Linked DNA regions of Homo sapiens: region 2 is linked to region 1. The links are chromatin loops, found by intact Hi-C in ENCODE. Cell type or tissue: ovary. All regions are shown on one strand. Each heading gives the region's core, and the rest is flanking DNA. Links, peaks and the distances in the headings are about the cores only.

Region 1 (8,335 bases), core at 55-8,054:
GGCATGGTGGTGGCTCATGCCTGTAATCCCAGTACTTTGGGAGGCCAAGGCGGGCAGATCACCTGATGTTAGGAGTTCGAGACCAGCCTGGCCAACCTGGTGAAACCCCATCTCTACTAAAAATACAAAAATTAACCAGATGCAGTGGCAGGCACCTGTAGTCCCAGCTACTTGGGAGGCTGAGGCAGGAGAATCACTTGAACCCAGGAGGTGGAGGTTGCAGTGAGCTGAGATCGCGCCACTGCACTCCAGCCTGGGCAACGAGAGCAAAACTTTGTCTCAAAAAAAATTTTTTTTTTTTTAATATTCTGGTGGGCCCCACAAATGGAAGTAGTTATGGCCCCTCTCCAGTGTGAAGGGCCCCACCCTCAGTCCCTTTCACAGGCCAGAGATGTCTCACCCCTCAGGCCCTTCTTCACTCCTCACGTGGTCTCCTACTCAATCCCGAGGTGGGACTCCCTCCTGTCATTCCCCATGGTGACACTTCACGTTGCTTCACCTCAACTCAGCTGGCTCTGTTGGCCCTGAGGCCCCCTGCAGAGCCCCAGCCGGTGTGCAGGGCTTCCTCCTCAGGCACTCCAGGAAGCCCTGGAGTTTCTTTCGTGCAGCTTCTCTGTCACCCCCTACGACAGCTCACAGGTCTGAGCTCGCCAAGCCGGGGGAGGCAAATGAGCAGATCTGGGCTATTCCAACTCGAGCACTCCTGATGTCACTGTGAACCTAGGTTTGTGGCATGAGAGAAAGCAGATACACCACGTGAGATGCAAAAGGTTAAATTAAAAATCCCAGGGTAGTGAATGTGATTGTCTTGTTTTTTTTTTTTTGAGACGGAGTCTTGCTCTGTCACCCAGGCTGGAGTGCAGTGGCACAATCTCGGCTCACTGAGGCCTCCGCCTCTTGGGGTCAAGCAATTCTCCTGTCTCAGCCTCCCGAGTAGCTGGGACTACAGGCGTTGCCATCACACCTAGCTAATTTTTGTATTTTTAGTAGAGACGGGGTTTCGCCACGTTGGCCAGGCTGGTCTCGAACTCCTGACCTCAGGTGATCCACATGCCTCGGCCTCCCAAAGTGCTGGGATTACAGGCGTGAGCCACTGTGCCTGGCTGAACTTGTGTATTTTGTGCTAAGATGTTACGTGTATTTTTTCCTGGCTGTTCAATGAGAGGCCTGAAAACAAGGCCAAAGGTAAGCACCCTTATGTTCTAATTGTGTTCTCTAAACACCATTCCCCACTGAAAGAAACCAGGGGTTGGCAGACAAATGGCTGATTCCAGGTCTGGGGCAGAAGAGGAGCAAGATGAGGACATCTAGTAGCACTAGAAAGCAAGGATAGTATGCAGGTCATATAGGTTAGATGTCTATCCCTGCCCAAATCTCACGTTGCAATGTAATTCCCAATGTTGGAGGTGGAGCCTGGAGGGAGGTGTCTGAATCATGAGGCTGGATCCCTCATGAATGGCTTGGGCCATCCCCTTCATAACAAGTGAGCTCTTGCCCTGAGTTTTTGCGTGATCTGGTTGTTTAACAGTGTGTAGCACCTCCTCCGCCATTCTCTCTCTTTCTCTATCTCTCTCTCTCTCTTGCTCTCGCTCTCTCTCTTGCTGTGTGACACGCCTGCTTCCCTTCTCCTTCCACTATGACTAGAAGGATCCTGAGGTCTCCCCAGAAGCCAAGCAGATGTTGGCACCATGCTTCTTGTACAGAATTGTGAGCCAGTTTAAAACCCTTTTCTTTTCTTTCTTTCCTTCCTTTCCTTTCCTTTCCTTTCCTTTCCTTTCCTTTCCTTTCCTTTCCTTTCTCCTTTCCTTTCCTTTCCCTTCCTTTCCTTTCCCTTCCTTTTTTTTTTAGACAGAGTTTCACTCTGTCGCCCAGGCTGGAGTGCAGTGGTGTGGTCTTGACTCACGCAACCTCCACCCGCCAGGTTCAAGTGATTCTCCTGCCTCAGCCTCCCGAGTAGCTGGGATATAGGCACTCGCCACCACGCCCAGCTGATTTTTGTATTTTTAGTAGAGACAAGGTTTCACCACGTTGGCCAGGCTGGTCTTGAACTCCTGACTTCAGGTGACCACCCGGCTCAGCCTCCCAAAGTGCTGGGATTACAGGTGTGGGATTACATGCCCGGCAAAATCCTTTTCTTAATAAATCACCCAGTCTCAGGTAATTCTTTTTTTTTTTTCTTTTTTTTGAGATGGAGTCTCGCTCTGTTGCCCAGGCTGGAGTACAGTGGCGCAATCTCGGCTCACTGCAACCTCTGCCTCCCAGATTCAAGTGATTCTCACTGCCTCGGCCTCCTGAGTAGCTGAGATTACAGGCATGCACAACCATACCCGGCTAATTGTTTGAATTTTTAGTAGACCTGGGGTTTCGCCATGCTGGCCAGGCTGCTCTTGAACTCCTGACCTCAGGTGATCCCCTGCCTCGGCCTCCCAAAGTGCTGGGATTGTAGGCGTGAGCCATGGTGCCCAGCCGATTGCTGCTAATATTATAAAAGAGGCACAGGCAGCCATGATATGCCTCCTGATGAAAGAATGATTGCCACCTAGAGAGGATCTTGCCAAAAAAAAATCAGATCTGAATCCAATCAAGCATCTATAGATCCAACTACCGATTCAGGAAATGCAAAGGAGAAAGAATGTGCGGCCCGGTGACTCTCAGGCTTCCGAGTGTTCATGAGTCCCTGGCGGGCTTGCCGGGTGAAAAGTCTGGTACAGCAGGTCTGGGTGGGGCTTGAGACATTCTGCATTGCTAGCACGCTCCCCGGGGAGGCCGTGCTGCTGGCCCACAGACTACTCACCCTGAGTCGTGAGGTGTTAGATGATGCCATCATGGTGCAAACGGCAAAAGCACATCAGGATAAACTCTAGGGGATGAACAACATGGTTTTCTTCAACAAATACATTGAAAGAAAGGAAGGAGACTGGGCACAGTGGCTCATGCCTGTAATCCCATCACTTGTGAGGCCGAGACAGGCCTGGGCAACATGGCAAAACTGTGCCTGTTATCTCAGCTACTGGGGAGGCTGAGGCATGAGAATCACTTGAACCTGGGAGGTGGAGGTTGCAGTGAGCCGAGATCACATCATTGCACTCCAGCCTGGGTGACAGAGTGAGACTTTGTCTCAAAAAAAAAAAAAAAAAAAAGAATGAAAGAAAGGAAGGAAGGAGATTAAAACAGTCTTAAGACACATCAACCAGTTGCAGCAGGGGTCCTTCATTGAATCATGATTCCAAAAAAAGTGACACTTGTGAGATAATTGGAAATTTGAATACTGACCAGGTTAGTTAGCTAGGGCAAAGTACCATAAACTGAGTGGTTTCTTAGAATAACAAAAACTTATTTTCTCCCCATTCTGGGGCTAGAAGTTAGATATCAGCTGTTGGCAGGGCCACGCTTCCTGGAAAGGCGCTTGGGAAGGTCCCTCCTTGCCTCCCCCAGCTTCTGGTGGCCACAGACTTTCCCTAGCGTGTGGCAGCATCGTTTCTCATGTGGCGTTCTCCCTGTGTCACTTTGCTAGTCTTCCCTCTGTGCGTGTCTGTTTCTGTCTAAATTTCCCTTTTTGATAAGGACACTAATCATGTTGCATCAGGGCCCACCCTAATGACCTCATTTAAGCTTGGTTACCTCTGTATGGACCCTTTCTCCAAATAAGGTCACATTCTGAGGTCCGGGGAGTGGGACTGCAGCATAGCTTTCTGTTGGGGGGTGGGGACACAACTTAACCCATTACACTAGATTTCTGAGACTGTCAAGGAGATGGCACTAATTTTCTAAGGTGTCATAATGGTATTATGGTTATGTTTAAAAAGTTTCTGTTTTCTTTTAGATAAACATCCAAAAGACTTACAAATGAAATGTTATGATATATACAGTTTGCTGTAGAATGATACGGGGGCGGCAAATGTGCAGCAGTAATAGACGAAGTGACCCTGGCTCATGTCCATAATTGTTGAACCCAGGGGTATATGGGGTCAGTATATTATTCTGTTTACTTTCATAAAAGTTTGATGTTTTTTATAATAAAGGTAAAACAAAAAGAGAAAAACGAATAGCAAGCAACAAAAACAAGAAACTTTCCACAGAGCTGACTCGGCCCCTCCCTTGACCCTCCTTGTACTCCTGGAGAGGGTCCCCACGGGCCTCCCCCTTGCACAGCAGCCTGGCTGGGGCTTCCCTCCTAAGTCCCCCATCCCCAGGCTTCCTTGTGCCCAGAAACTTCCCCTGAGCCCCGTTGCCACCAGGGCTGCCTCCACGTGGTGTCCCTGCTCCCAGCCCGCTCTCGCCTGCACAGGAAGAGCCAGTGCAGTCTTTGCCCTCATGGGGGCAGCCACCACTCAGGGAAGAGATGCCCGGCCCTGGCACAGCTGCAGGCTGGAGCTCCGCCCCAGTGGGTACTGCTGTGAGCCAGTCTGCTACATCCTCGTCTTCGGCCGGCCTGATGGCCTTTGAAAGGACAGTGGCTGGGATGTGCTTCTCTTGAGAAGGAAAATTCAGCCTGACTCCACTTGGGTCAGCTCTCCTCGCCTGGCTCTTTGAGGGGCTCTGGGCCAGGCCTCAAAGGCACGGCATTAAGGCCCAAAGATCCCCTGGGAGGAAGGCCCCATCAGCAGAGGGAAGGAGGCTACTAGCGAGTGCCCCCTAAGAACTCCTGTGATCTCTGTCCCAGGGCCCTTCCCCTCCACGGGGAGAGAGCCTTCTAGAACCATAAACAATGACTACAAGACAAACAGCCTTGTGACCAATGATGGGAGCTTGCAAGTGTTTACACTGCGTAGATCAACACCTTTAAGAAAAAAACTTAACAATGAAGCAAGTCTTAGGTAAAATGTCCCCTGACCTCTTTCGGGTCACACACGGCATCTCCCAGGCCTTTCTCCAAGGGCATCTTCCGAGGCTGACCCCTTCCCCACCATGATCCCACAGGGCTGGAAGGGTGGAAGGGAGGAAGTGCAGGGAAAAAGGATGTAGCAAGGGGTCTCATGCACTCTATCCATCCATGTGAATATCCCTGTCCTCTATAAATAGGAAACCATCCAGGCAGATGTTTTTTTTCTGCAAGTGTAGACTGCGAACTGCATGCTGCGGCCTGAAGAATCCCACCAGCTAGTGACGCCCCAAGCACACCCTGTTCTCCCACCAGGGGTTTCCACCCTGTCTCCACCCTGGAATCTCAGAGAGTTTCCAAATGCCCCTCCCCAGATGGAGGAGATCAGAACCACTTTCTAGTTTCCCCAAGTGATGGCAAGGTGCAGCTAGGGTAGGTGATCAGGAAGGTCTCTGTCCAGCATGAGATGAGGTGCCCGAAGGCGATGGAAGGCAGGTGCCAAGGCACATTTCTGGTGGATGGAGACTAGTAATAAAATGACAGGGACAACGTTGGGGTAAAGGGTCTCGGATTGGGGGAGGATGAAACCAGGGTGGAGAACTTGAATAACGGATGACATTCAAAAAGCACCCACTCTGCAGGGGCCTCTTTCAGGCTGCTCTTTTTTGGCGTGACTTTGGCTCCACAATGGCCCAGGCGGAAGAGCCACAGGGATGCTGAGGCCACTGCAACCTTCAAGGTGGGCGTTTCCAGGCAGAGGAGGCAAGAACAGTTGGTGGGTGGGCCAAGAAGGACCTTGCATCCTGTCTCAGCGTCTGTGGACTTTGCCTTATTTGTGAATTTTAAGCAGCATCAGATTTGTGCTTTAGAAAAATTGCTGCCATCTGAAGCGGGGATGGGTTGGGGAGAGACTGGAGTCAGGAAAACCAAGTGAGGAGGCTGTTGCCTTGTTGGGAAATAACACCACCATGCACTGCAGCTGGGGCTGGAGGTTTGGCGGGGAGTGGCTAAGGTGGGGAGTGTGGGTGGGATGCAGAGATGGGGAGATCTCCCTTTCCCGGAAGGCATCTGGATGTTCCCAGAGTTCCCCACAGCTCTACAACTCGGGCAAAGAAGGTCAGCCCCTTTTTCTAAGACGGTCCTCACTCCCAGCCTCTTTCTTCAAGGCTCGGTGCCTCCATGCTCCTTGCCACCATTCATGCTGGTGGAGGAGGCTGCTTGTGGGTTGCTGTGAATATCTCAACTCTTCCTAGGGGAGGTGAGAAGCCTCCTGCACACAGGCTATGTTGCCGCCACTCTGTGTCACCAGAAACCACATCAGAAATTTCCCAAGATTTGATCAACATCAAATTGATGACACTTTGACCTGCAATCTGCCTTGGTATGTAAATATAGCTGTTCTTTCAGATTAGACGTCGACAGGCTTCTATTTCTCCTGCACAATCAAATTGGTTTGATTTGCTGTTTCAGAAACCATGTTCTTTACAGTTGATCCCCACACATCTAGTAATCCCTGTGCTTAAGAGAGAATGCAAGAGTCCGGAGACACAAGTAAAGCCCAAATGGCCAGAGCCAGGATTCCTCTTAGGGAGGGAACCCCCATTACTCAACAAAACACCTTCTTGAAGTATGCTGGAAGGGGATGAGTTGTGGTTTGGAAGGAGACGGGAAAACAGAGCTAACTGTCATATGAAGAAATAAGCTATGATTTGATGGCCGGGCCCGGTGGCTCACGCCTGTAATCCCAGCTGCTTGGGAGGCTGAAGCAGGCGGATCGCTTGAGCCCAGGAGTTCGAGACCAGCCTGGGCAACAGGGCAAAACCCCATCTCTACTAAAAAATACAAAAATTAGCCAGGCGTGGTGGTGCGTGCCTGTAATCCCAACTGCTCAGGACGCTGAGGCAGGAGTATTGCTTGAGCCCGGGAGGCGGAGGTTGCAGTGAGCTGAGATTGCGCCACTGAACTCCAGCCTGGGCAACAGAGTAAGACTCTGTCTTAAAAAAAAAAAAAGTAAGAAAGAAAAAAGAAAGAAGCTGTGATTTGGGAGGGCAGAGAGCTGAAGAGAGGGGGAGGGGTGGGAGGAAGGGGGCGCCAGGCCACGGAAAAGGGAGCCACAAACGAATCTTGGTGATGGGGTTATTGCTGGGCTCCTAATTGCTTTTGTGAAGGGATAATAAAAACTTAGAACACCAATTCACTCTGCCAAAAGAAAAAAAATTAAGCTGAAAGCTGAGTTATGCAAGAAGCTGCCTTTCCTTTTGTTCCTAAGCAGATAGTGACAGATAAAAAGTTAAAGATCTCCACAGGTAGCTCCTCTCCATTCACCTTATCTTATAGTGAGCACCAGGCCAGTTCATTAGTGACTATGTGCCCCTACCTGCTTCTTTTCTCTTGCAACATTTGGATTCAGTAATGAGACCACACCTTCCCTCTGTCCCCTCCAGCTGGCTTTTCCTTTTTAAATATTGGAGTGCTCAGAATCATCTTTGGAAAAAGGCATAGACTTGTCTCTTAGGCACACATCCTTAACCCTGGCAAAATAAACTTCTAAATTGATTGAGGCCTACCCCAGATACTCTCTGGTTTACACTTCTATAAATCTCTGTGAGTTAGGGTGTTCCTACTTGATGAAGGTTTACACTGCTATCATTAAAGTGCCCCAAATCATCAGTAAAATCCACTCAGGTGTCTTAGGTGAGCCATCTTGGGAGCACAGGGTGGATTAAGGAGAAGCAGTGCAGTTCTACCTTCAGGCTGGTGCAGAGATGAAGGACGTGGCAGATGAGTGAGAACGTGGGTCCACACGGAGTCACAGGTGATCAGGAGAAGAGCAGCCACCAGGGCACCAGGAGAAATCTTGGAGAGAGCCCTGGACAGGCCACAGGATGAAGGCTCGGTGGCATGGCCCCACATTGAGCTTCCAAAGTCAGGGCGACCCCGAGGAACACCTGGGTTTTATATAGATATATACAGAAGCCACCACATACACCTGCCCACCAGGATAAAACTACCCTGTTTCAAGGTACATATTAAATAAACTCAGCTCAAAGATAATTTCTACAGTAGGACTCAGGATTTTTTTTTTTTTTTTTGGTTTTAAGAGACTGACTCAACCCAAACTGACATAAAGAGGGAAAAATAATTTATTGGTTCTTTCATTTAGAAAGTCAGGGGTAGTTGGCTGGGCGCGGTGGCTAATGTCTGTAATCCCAGCACTTTGGGAGGCCAAGGCGGGCGGATCACGAGGTCAGGAGATCGAGACCATCCTGGCTAACATGAAGAAACCCCGTCTCTAATAAAATAAAAAAATTAACCAGGCGTGGTGGCGGGCACTTGTAGTCCCAGCTACTTGGGAGGCTGAGGCAGGAGAATGGCATGAACCCGGGAGGCAGAGCTTGCAGTGAGCAGAGATCGCGTCACTGCACTCCAGCTTGGGCGACAGAGCGAGACTCTGTCTCAAAAAAAAAAAAAAAAAAAGAAAATCAGGGGTAGTTGCAGGCATGGCGGACTTAG
Region 2 (8,335 bases), core at 250-8,249, 140 kb after region 1:
GACAGGTGATGCCAGGGCTGGAGAAGACCACTGTGGCTGGCAGGTGGTGGCAGGTGCTGGGCTGTCAGGGACCACATGGTGCAGGGGCTGTAGGATTATTGTCACCTGGATGCTAAGAGCAATGAGAAATTACAGACGGGTTTGAAGCAAGATGGTACTATTGGATTTGCACTGTGAAAAGATCATTCCAGCAGCCACGTGGAGAAAGGATGACAAGGCCAGCATGGCAGCAGGGACCAGTTACGAGGAGTCCCATTCATGCAGGAAGGTGGCTGTGGGGGAGACAGACAGAAGAGGATGGACTCAACACTTCTCTGGGAAGTGAGATCCCAAAGGTTGTGGTGATGGGTCAGAATCTGACTAAAAGGAAGGGACAGTTGAGGCAGACCGCCAGGTGTTTGGCCCAAGCATCAGAATGAATAGTGGGGCCCTCCACTGAGACAGGGAAGGAGGAAAAGGACTGTGTTTGGAGAAAGAGCATGAGCTCAGGTTTGGACCTGCTAGGAACGAGGTGCCCTTGAGACCCCCACTATATTTCAATGGTCGGTTGGAGCATGGGTCTGGACCCAGAGAGATGCTTAGGTTTGAGAACACGTTTCAGAGTCATCTGCGTATAAGGAGTCAGTGAGAGCTGGAGTGGACAAGGCCACTCAGGAATAGCCAGGCAACAGGGCCGGGAATCCTGTCCTTAATGCCCGGCTGGGGAGGAGAGCCCTTCAGAGGACACAGAGCAGGGGTCTCTGGAGGGAGGGACTGCGGGGAAGAAAACCGGCCTGGGGGGTACCTGGGAGCCAGGAGGGGAGGGTATTTCAAGAAGAAGGGAGTGTTAAACCACGCTGACCACTGCAAAGAGGCTCAAGAGTGACAAATGAGGCCTCAAGAACATTAGTTGGTTCTGGCAACACAGAGGACATTGTTGACCTTGTGGAAGCTGCTTCTATGGAGTGAGGGGGCAGCGATCAGACTGGGATGGGAGTGGGGGGCCGAGGGAATGGGACTGCAAACACGGACAGCCCTGTCCAAATGCTGGGAGAGGGAGCGGAGAAGTGCGGACAGGCGGACCAGAAGCGGCCATGGCACCAGTCGGGCTGAGCTGAGCTGTGCTGTGGTACCAGCCTTGGGCCACACGGTCCTCTGTGCCCTTCACTTTCTGTGGACACAGAGGCTCGATTCGATTCAGGGGTGAGGCCTTGGCAAGAACCTGCATAGGTGGGTGTGCCTCCCACGGCGGTACTCAGGGACGCCTTGGGTCCACCTGCTCCTTTTTGGTGGGGTCAAGACTGACCAGTGGTTCAGGGCTTCCCAGCCTGGCCCATCTGTGATAAAGTCCCCATCAGCTTCTCACCCATGACTTTGGTGGTCAATGGTTATCATGCCTAGTTCATTATGACGGGTTGTGACGTGATGACATCATCCCTTCTTTCTATTTTATACATGAGCTGGCATTTTCCTAAAGAGAGCTTCCCTTGGCAACTAGTTACTCTGAGAAATAGTTCATATAGGAAATGCACGACTGCTGGCCATTCTTTCCTTTTGTTTTAATATTTCTGGAATGATGAGGTGGTTTCCAGTATACTCATTGTTGACCAATGAGGTCTGAGCTCCACTGGGAACACATGGGTTTTTAGCACCTTTGCTCTCTTTCCATCTATTGAAATTTTCTGACATTCAAGGTATCTGCTGTCTGGCCTGAGTGGGAGCCCCTGCAAGCAGCCCCCATATTTTGTTTTCGTGGCTCTATGGTCTCTGATGGCTGCCCTTGTGTCTATAAGATGCTCCAGGCTCGTGTTGAATATGCTCTGACTCATACCTGGTGCCTTTGAGTGGGACATGGTATTTAGAGACCATGGGAGCAGAGAACTGAGAGGAGCCTGGGAATGGAGAGGAGGAAAAGGAAGATGTGAACACTGCCGTCTGCTACAGGAGTCTGGAGAAAGCAGCCGAAGAATAACGGGGCCGAGGGCACTGCAGATCCACTGGGAAGAACACAAGTTGTGTGGAAGAGGAGGGCTATGTGTGGTAGAGAGAAGGGGCATTCATCATGTAAGGTCCTCAGAAAGGAGAGGGGCTGGGGCCACACACAGGTGAGTTCAGTCTTGGCGGAAGCAGCAATCAATTCCTCTCACAACAGCAGGGAGGAAAGAGAGAGATGTGTGCTTGTCGCTTGGTCACAGGAAGATGAAGGACTTCCTGTAGCTTCTAGTTTTTCTGTAAAATTGGAGGTGAGGTCATTTCCTGAGAATAAAGTGACAGGAGAGCAGGGGAGAGGCTAGAGATTTGGGGAGGGAGACGTTTCTTAATGTCTCTTTAGAGAGTGGGAGGATTGGGCCAGGTGTGGTGGCTCACGCCTGTAATCCCAGCACTCTGGGGGGCCGAGGTGGGAGGATCATGAGGTCAGGAGTTCAAGACCAGCGTGAACAACATGGCGAAACCCTGTTTCTACTAAAAATACAAAAATTAGCCAGGTGTGGTGGCACGCACCTGTAATCCCAGCTACTCAGGAGGCTGAGGCAGGAGAATTGCTTGAACCTGGGAGGAGGAGGTTGCAGTGAGCAGAGATCATGCCATTGTACTCCAGCCTGGGTGATAGAGTGAGACTCCATCTCAAAAAAAAAAAAAAAAAAAAAAAGAGTGGGAAGGTAGGCTGGCCCCAGAAGCACAGAAGCACAGGCTGCTGGGCCATGGGGAGGAACCGTGCAACCATCCTTAGGAATTCACACTGAAACCAGTCGTCCCTTGGGGGTTGCTTTCTCTGGGCTAAGCTGCTCTGGTGCAGGTAGAAGAAGGCAGCGGCCTCCTGGTGTCTATGCCCTATAGAGCCCCTGCCCACACTGTGTGTAGTGGACATAGATAACCAACAGGATGTTTTGGAAATGACAGACTATGACTTCTGAAGCTCAGGCATCAAAGACACTGTGGGTTTCGCTTTCTGCTCACTTAGGTTATTCGCTCTGGGGGAAGGCAGCTGCCATGTCATGAGGACACTCAAATGGCTCTGTGGAGGTGTCCCTGTGGTGAGGAATCAAGTCTCCTGTCAACAGCCAGCACCAGCTTGCCAGCCCCTGTGTACACCATTTTGGAAGCAGGTCCCCATCCCCCGTCAAGCCTTCAGATGATGATAGTCAACATCTTGACTGAGTCAGAACCACCCAGCCATGCTGCTCTGGGATTCCCCACCCACAAAAGTGGCATGAGACCATAGTGTCTGCTGTTGTTGAAACTGCTAACTTTTGGGATGATCTGTTACACAGCAATAGGTAACTAACACTGATTGTGACCACAGAAAGACAGTGGTGCATGCAGTGTAGGGTGCTAGCAAGCATGCTATTGCAATGCAGTCTCCATGCTATTGCAACGCAGACTCCGCAGGCTCTGACTGGTGGGGTTGGGGAACTGAAGGAAGTGAGGAGGCTGATGGACTGAGGGAAGCAGAGGGAAGCTCAGTCCCTCCTGCACTGAGCACTGGAGGAGGGAGCCAGTGAAGGGGAGAGTGGCCAAACCAGGGGATGGCCGAACGAGGCAAGCTGGGCAGAGACAGAGGTTAGGATGTGGGGAGAAAGGTGTCTGAGAGCACAGCAGGAGAAGGTCACTGAGGATGAGCCAGTCAGGAAAAGAGGATGAGCCTGTCCAAAGGCCAGGCATTGGACAGATTGTCCAAGTGGACAAGAAACTCCTCCAGGAAGATGGGAGAGCTGGGATCAATGGGGAAGCCTGTGAGTCTCTTCAAATTCTTCAGTGAATGAGGAAGAGTGGCTAGGAGGTCAGGAGATGCAGCAACAAGAGTGGGAGTGGTGGGATGGCCTACTGATGTGAGCCTCAGAGGGGAAGGCTGGACTTAGGGAATTTGTTTTTGCATAAGGAGGAAGAGGACAAGTCTGAAAGAAAATTAAAGAACAAGTAGACTGACCCAATTTCCTGACTCTGGGATAAGGAGGATAGAGAAATTAAAGCCATTGTCAGCACCGTTGCCACCACCACCACCATGCCCATTGCCATTACTGCTAACGTTACTGTGTTAGGCCGTTCTTGTGTTGCTGTAAAGAAATACTTGAGGCTGGGTAACTTATAAATAAAAGAGGTTTAATTGGGTCACGGTTCTGCAGGCTGTACAAGCATGGTACCAACATCCGCTCGGTTTCTGGGGAGGCCTCAGGAAGCTTACAATCATAGCAGAAAGTGAAGTGGGAGCAGGCATATCACATGGTGAAAGCAGGAATGAGAGAGTGTGGGGGAGGTGCCACACACTTTTTAAACACGAGATCTTGTGGGAACTCTTTTACTATTACAAGGACAGCACCAAGTGGATGGTGCTAAGCTATTCATGAGAAATCTGCCCCCATGATCCAATCACTTCCCACCAGGCCCCACCTCCAACATTGAGAATTACATTTCAACATGAGATTTGGAGGGACAAATATCCAAATTATATCAGTTACCATCACCATTACAGCCATAACACATTATATTGGTGTCGGCAAAATCATTACCCTTACCATGAACATCAGCTTTACCACTAGCACAAGCACTACCAGCACCACCACTACCACCACCATCACCATAACCATGACTCCCACCATCACCATCATCACCATGAACACCACCTCCATCATTATTACAACCACCACCATCGCCACCACCATACCCATCACTATCACCATCACCACCTCCATCACCACCACCACCATCACCACCACCTCCGTCACAATCACCACCACTGTCACCATCACCACCTCCATCACCACCATGACCAACACAACCACCATGACTATCACCTTCACCACCACCACCGTCACCATAAACACCACCACCTCCATCATCACCATCCCCACCACCTCTAGCACCACCACCACCACCATCGCCGCCATCACCACCACCACCAGCACCACTATCATTACCACCACCACTATCATCACCATCCCCACCACCACCATCACCATCACCACCACCACCACTATCATCATCACCACTACCACCACCACCATCACCATTGCTACTATCACCATCACCATCACCATCCCCACCACCATCATCACCACCACCACCACCACCACTATCTTCATACCACAACCACCACCTCCATCACCACCCCCACCACCTCCAGCACCACCACCACCATCACCATCACCACAACCACTACCATCATCACTACCACCATCATCACCATCACCACCACCACCATCACCACCATCATCATCCCTACCACCTCCAGCACCACCAGCAGCACCACCACCACCATCATTGCCATCACCACCATCATCACCACTGCCACCATCATCATCACCATCCCCACCACCACTATCACGACCACCACCATCACCACCATCACCATCCCCATCACCTCCAGCACCACCACTACTGTCACCATCACCACCACCACCACCATCAGTAGCAGCAGCACCACCATCATCACCACCACCACCATCACCATCATCACCATCTCCACCACCACCATCATCACTATCCCCACCATTATCACCATCACCACCATCATTATCACCTTTAGTGTTAGCAACAGAGGACAGCAGGGGAGAGGTTAGAGATTTGGGGAGGGAGACATTTCTTAATGTCTCTTTAGAGAGTGGGAGGATTGGGCCGGGCGCGGTGGCTCACGCCTGTAATCCCAGCACTTTGGGGGGCCGAGGCCGGAGGATCATGAGGTCAAGGAGTTCAAGACCAGCGTGAACAACATGGCGAAACCCTGTCTCTACTAAAAATACAAAAATTAGCTGGGTGTGGTGGCACGCATCTGTAATCCCAGATACTCAGGGATTATCACCTTTAGTGTTAGCAACATCATCACCGCGTTATTATCACCTTTAGTGTTATTATCACCTTTTGTGTTAGCAACATCATCACCACTGCTACAGGCATCACTATCATTACTAACAGAAACCCATCACTGCCACTACTACTGTCACCTTCTGTATCGGCAAGATCAATATTGTTGCCTTACACATCAGTATCACCAGCATCACCTCAAACATCACCATGACCATGTCCATCACCATCAATGAGACTCTACCATCACCTCTGCCACCACCACCTTCTCTATCACCTCACATGCACCACCAGTACTTGGACCCCCACCTTGCCGGCCATCATTGCTCCCACCTTCAGGAAGCCACCATGGCCACCAGAAACATCCTCATTGCCACCCCTAGTGCCAGCATTGCCACCTCACGCCTACCACCACCTAATACCTAACCTCTACCACTTCCAGCCTCATTGGCACCATCACCACTACCAAGTCTGAATCACAGTGGCAGACTGTCAACTGCACCTCAACCAAGCGGGGGAAAAATTATGGCACATCCATGAAAAAATAAAAGAAAATGAAATCACACTGGCAGAGCTGCTAGATGTCTGCCGCAATATCCATCCCCCTTTTCTTCCTTAGAAACAGAATGCCAGAGTCTTCCATGGCACAGGGGTGCTGGGAATAGAGATCACATTTCTTAGGCTCCCTTGCAGTTAGGTGTGGCCATGGGACTAAGTTCTAGCTGAAGGGCTCTAAGTGAGAGTGTGAGGGACTTGCAAGAAATCTTAAGGAGGGCAGCCCCTTCCCTGCTGCGGCCCAGGCAGCCACCCCCTCTCGCCCACGTTACCACGATCACCGCCTAGCGGGTCTTTCTGCATCCTCCTTTGCCTCCTGACTCTATGCAGCAGCTAGTGTTCTGTGAAAATGTCAATTAGACCAGTTACTGCCTTATTCAAAACCGTCCAGCCAAGAATGAAATCCAAACTCCTTCTCCTAGGCACAACGTTCTGCCACCTCTTCATTCCCATCTCCCACCAGACTCCCTCTTGCTTGCTAATCCCTATGTGGCACTGCTTTTGAAGCCCCTAATGAACGACTCTCCTGCTCACCACAGGGCCCTTGCACATGCTGTTCCCTCTGCCCAGAATGTTCTTCAACCTCTAACTTCTATGGATTCTTTCAGCTTCTGCTAAAATATTCTTTGTTCCAGGAGCCCTGCCCTGACCCCCTAGCCAGGTGAGCATCTTGTATACTCTTGCTTCAAGGCCCTGTCCTTGTTTGTAACAATAAATCTGTGTGTTTCCATGTTGCATGCATCCTCCCTACCAGGTGGGGCTGCCCTGGGGGCAGGGTATGTTGGGGGACGGTTGGTGCCTTCTGTTTTCTCAGTACCAGAAACAGCACCAGGTACATGGAAATATTTGTTGAAAACAATGCATGGGTGAGGGAATTAATGCTGACCCCATGTCTAGATCTAGACTCCTGCCTCAGTTTCCTTCAGGGAAGTATTAAAGTTTTCCTTGCCTCAGTTTCCACATTTATAAAATGGGAATAACTATAGACCCTACTTATTGCGGTTGTTTGGAAGATATGAATAAGGGTTTAGAGCACTGTACGGCTGAAGGATCACATAAGTGCCTCCGATACTGTTTTTGTTTCCCTGCCCACTGGGTCTGTTTTAATGACACTGGGGCCTCTCTCACCTCCAGCCTGCTGGAATAGACATCGTCCCTGTCTCATCCTGTCAGCCTCTTTCCTGAGATCTGGACCTACTTCTGACTTCTTAGCTCCTGAAAGGTCCGGACGGTTTCCAACACCCTCCCTAGCAGATCATGCCCCTTGATGTGAACCTGGGCCTGGAGCACATCCAGGTTTGCCTTCAGTCCACCTCCAGCGGAGCCTCCAGTCCACCTCCAGGACAGCCTCCAGCCCACCTCCAGGGGAGCCCGGCTTCTCACTCCCCCACTGTTCTCTTAGGTCACCCCTGGTTCCCATCTAAACTCACCTGACTCCAGCATTTTGGCTGAAATGATACATTCAGCAATTTTTACTGAATGTTCAAATGTTATTTAATCACAACAAAACTTGCGTACTCTAAAACTTAAACAATACAGAGAAATTAAAAAACAAAATTAAATAATCACTCCCAAACCCCACTACCCAAAATAATCATCATGAACCTGAATGAGTGTAATTCCACATCCCTCTGGACCCCTAGATACCCAAGACCAAGAGAGGCCAAAAAATATGTAGCTGGAATCACTGGTGTAATAATGCATCATAGCATATGTGCAGTTTAACAGTGTGAAAAGGTTCCATTGAATCAGAGTTAAAAAAGCTTAGTGTGCCATAGGAGGAACTAATGTGCCATGGAATGTTGTGCTGGTCCACTCTGCTGCTGAAGCCGTGCTAAGCAGGCCCGGGAAGCAGTGTGGCATGCACCCTGGTTATCTTGGTAAGATGCATGGGGCTTGCTGTATCCGTGGGGACCTGAGGGATCCCAAGCTCTGGGGCAGGCTGTGAAATCTCTTTTGGGGAAAAGGAGAAGCTATTGCCCCTCACACCTTTTACCACAAA

Evidence for each region. A loop is a pair of places that touch in the nucleus more often than their neighbours do. Peaks named below come from ENCODE experiments on the same cell type or tissue, not always from the same donor. Only the 100,000 strongest peaks of a DNase experiment are listed, where the experiment ranks them.
Region 2: it touches region 1 in a loop (2.9-fold over the local background); 4 of 110 quality-filtered maps call a loop at or near these places.

The regions. Positions count from the first base shown.
Region 1 is chr3:128,580,584-128,588,918 of GRCh38, reverse strand. No RefSeq gene overlaps it. Among named protein-coding and RNA genes, the nearest start is that of LINC01565, 8.7 kb to the right of the region's middle. In ovary, for the core only: no CTCF peak of the experiment used is centred there; a DNase peak (open chromatin) is centred at 4,329.
Region 2 is chr3:128,442,490-128,450,824 of GRCh38, reverse strand. No RefSeq gene overlaps it. Among named protein-coding and RNA genes, the nearest start is that of DNAJB8-AS1, 17 kb to the left of the region's middle. RefSeq lists enhancers at 3,107-3,196, 3,207-3,356. In ovary, for the core only: no CTCF peak of the experiment used is centred there; no DNase peak of the experiment used is centred there.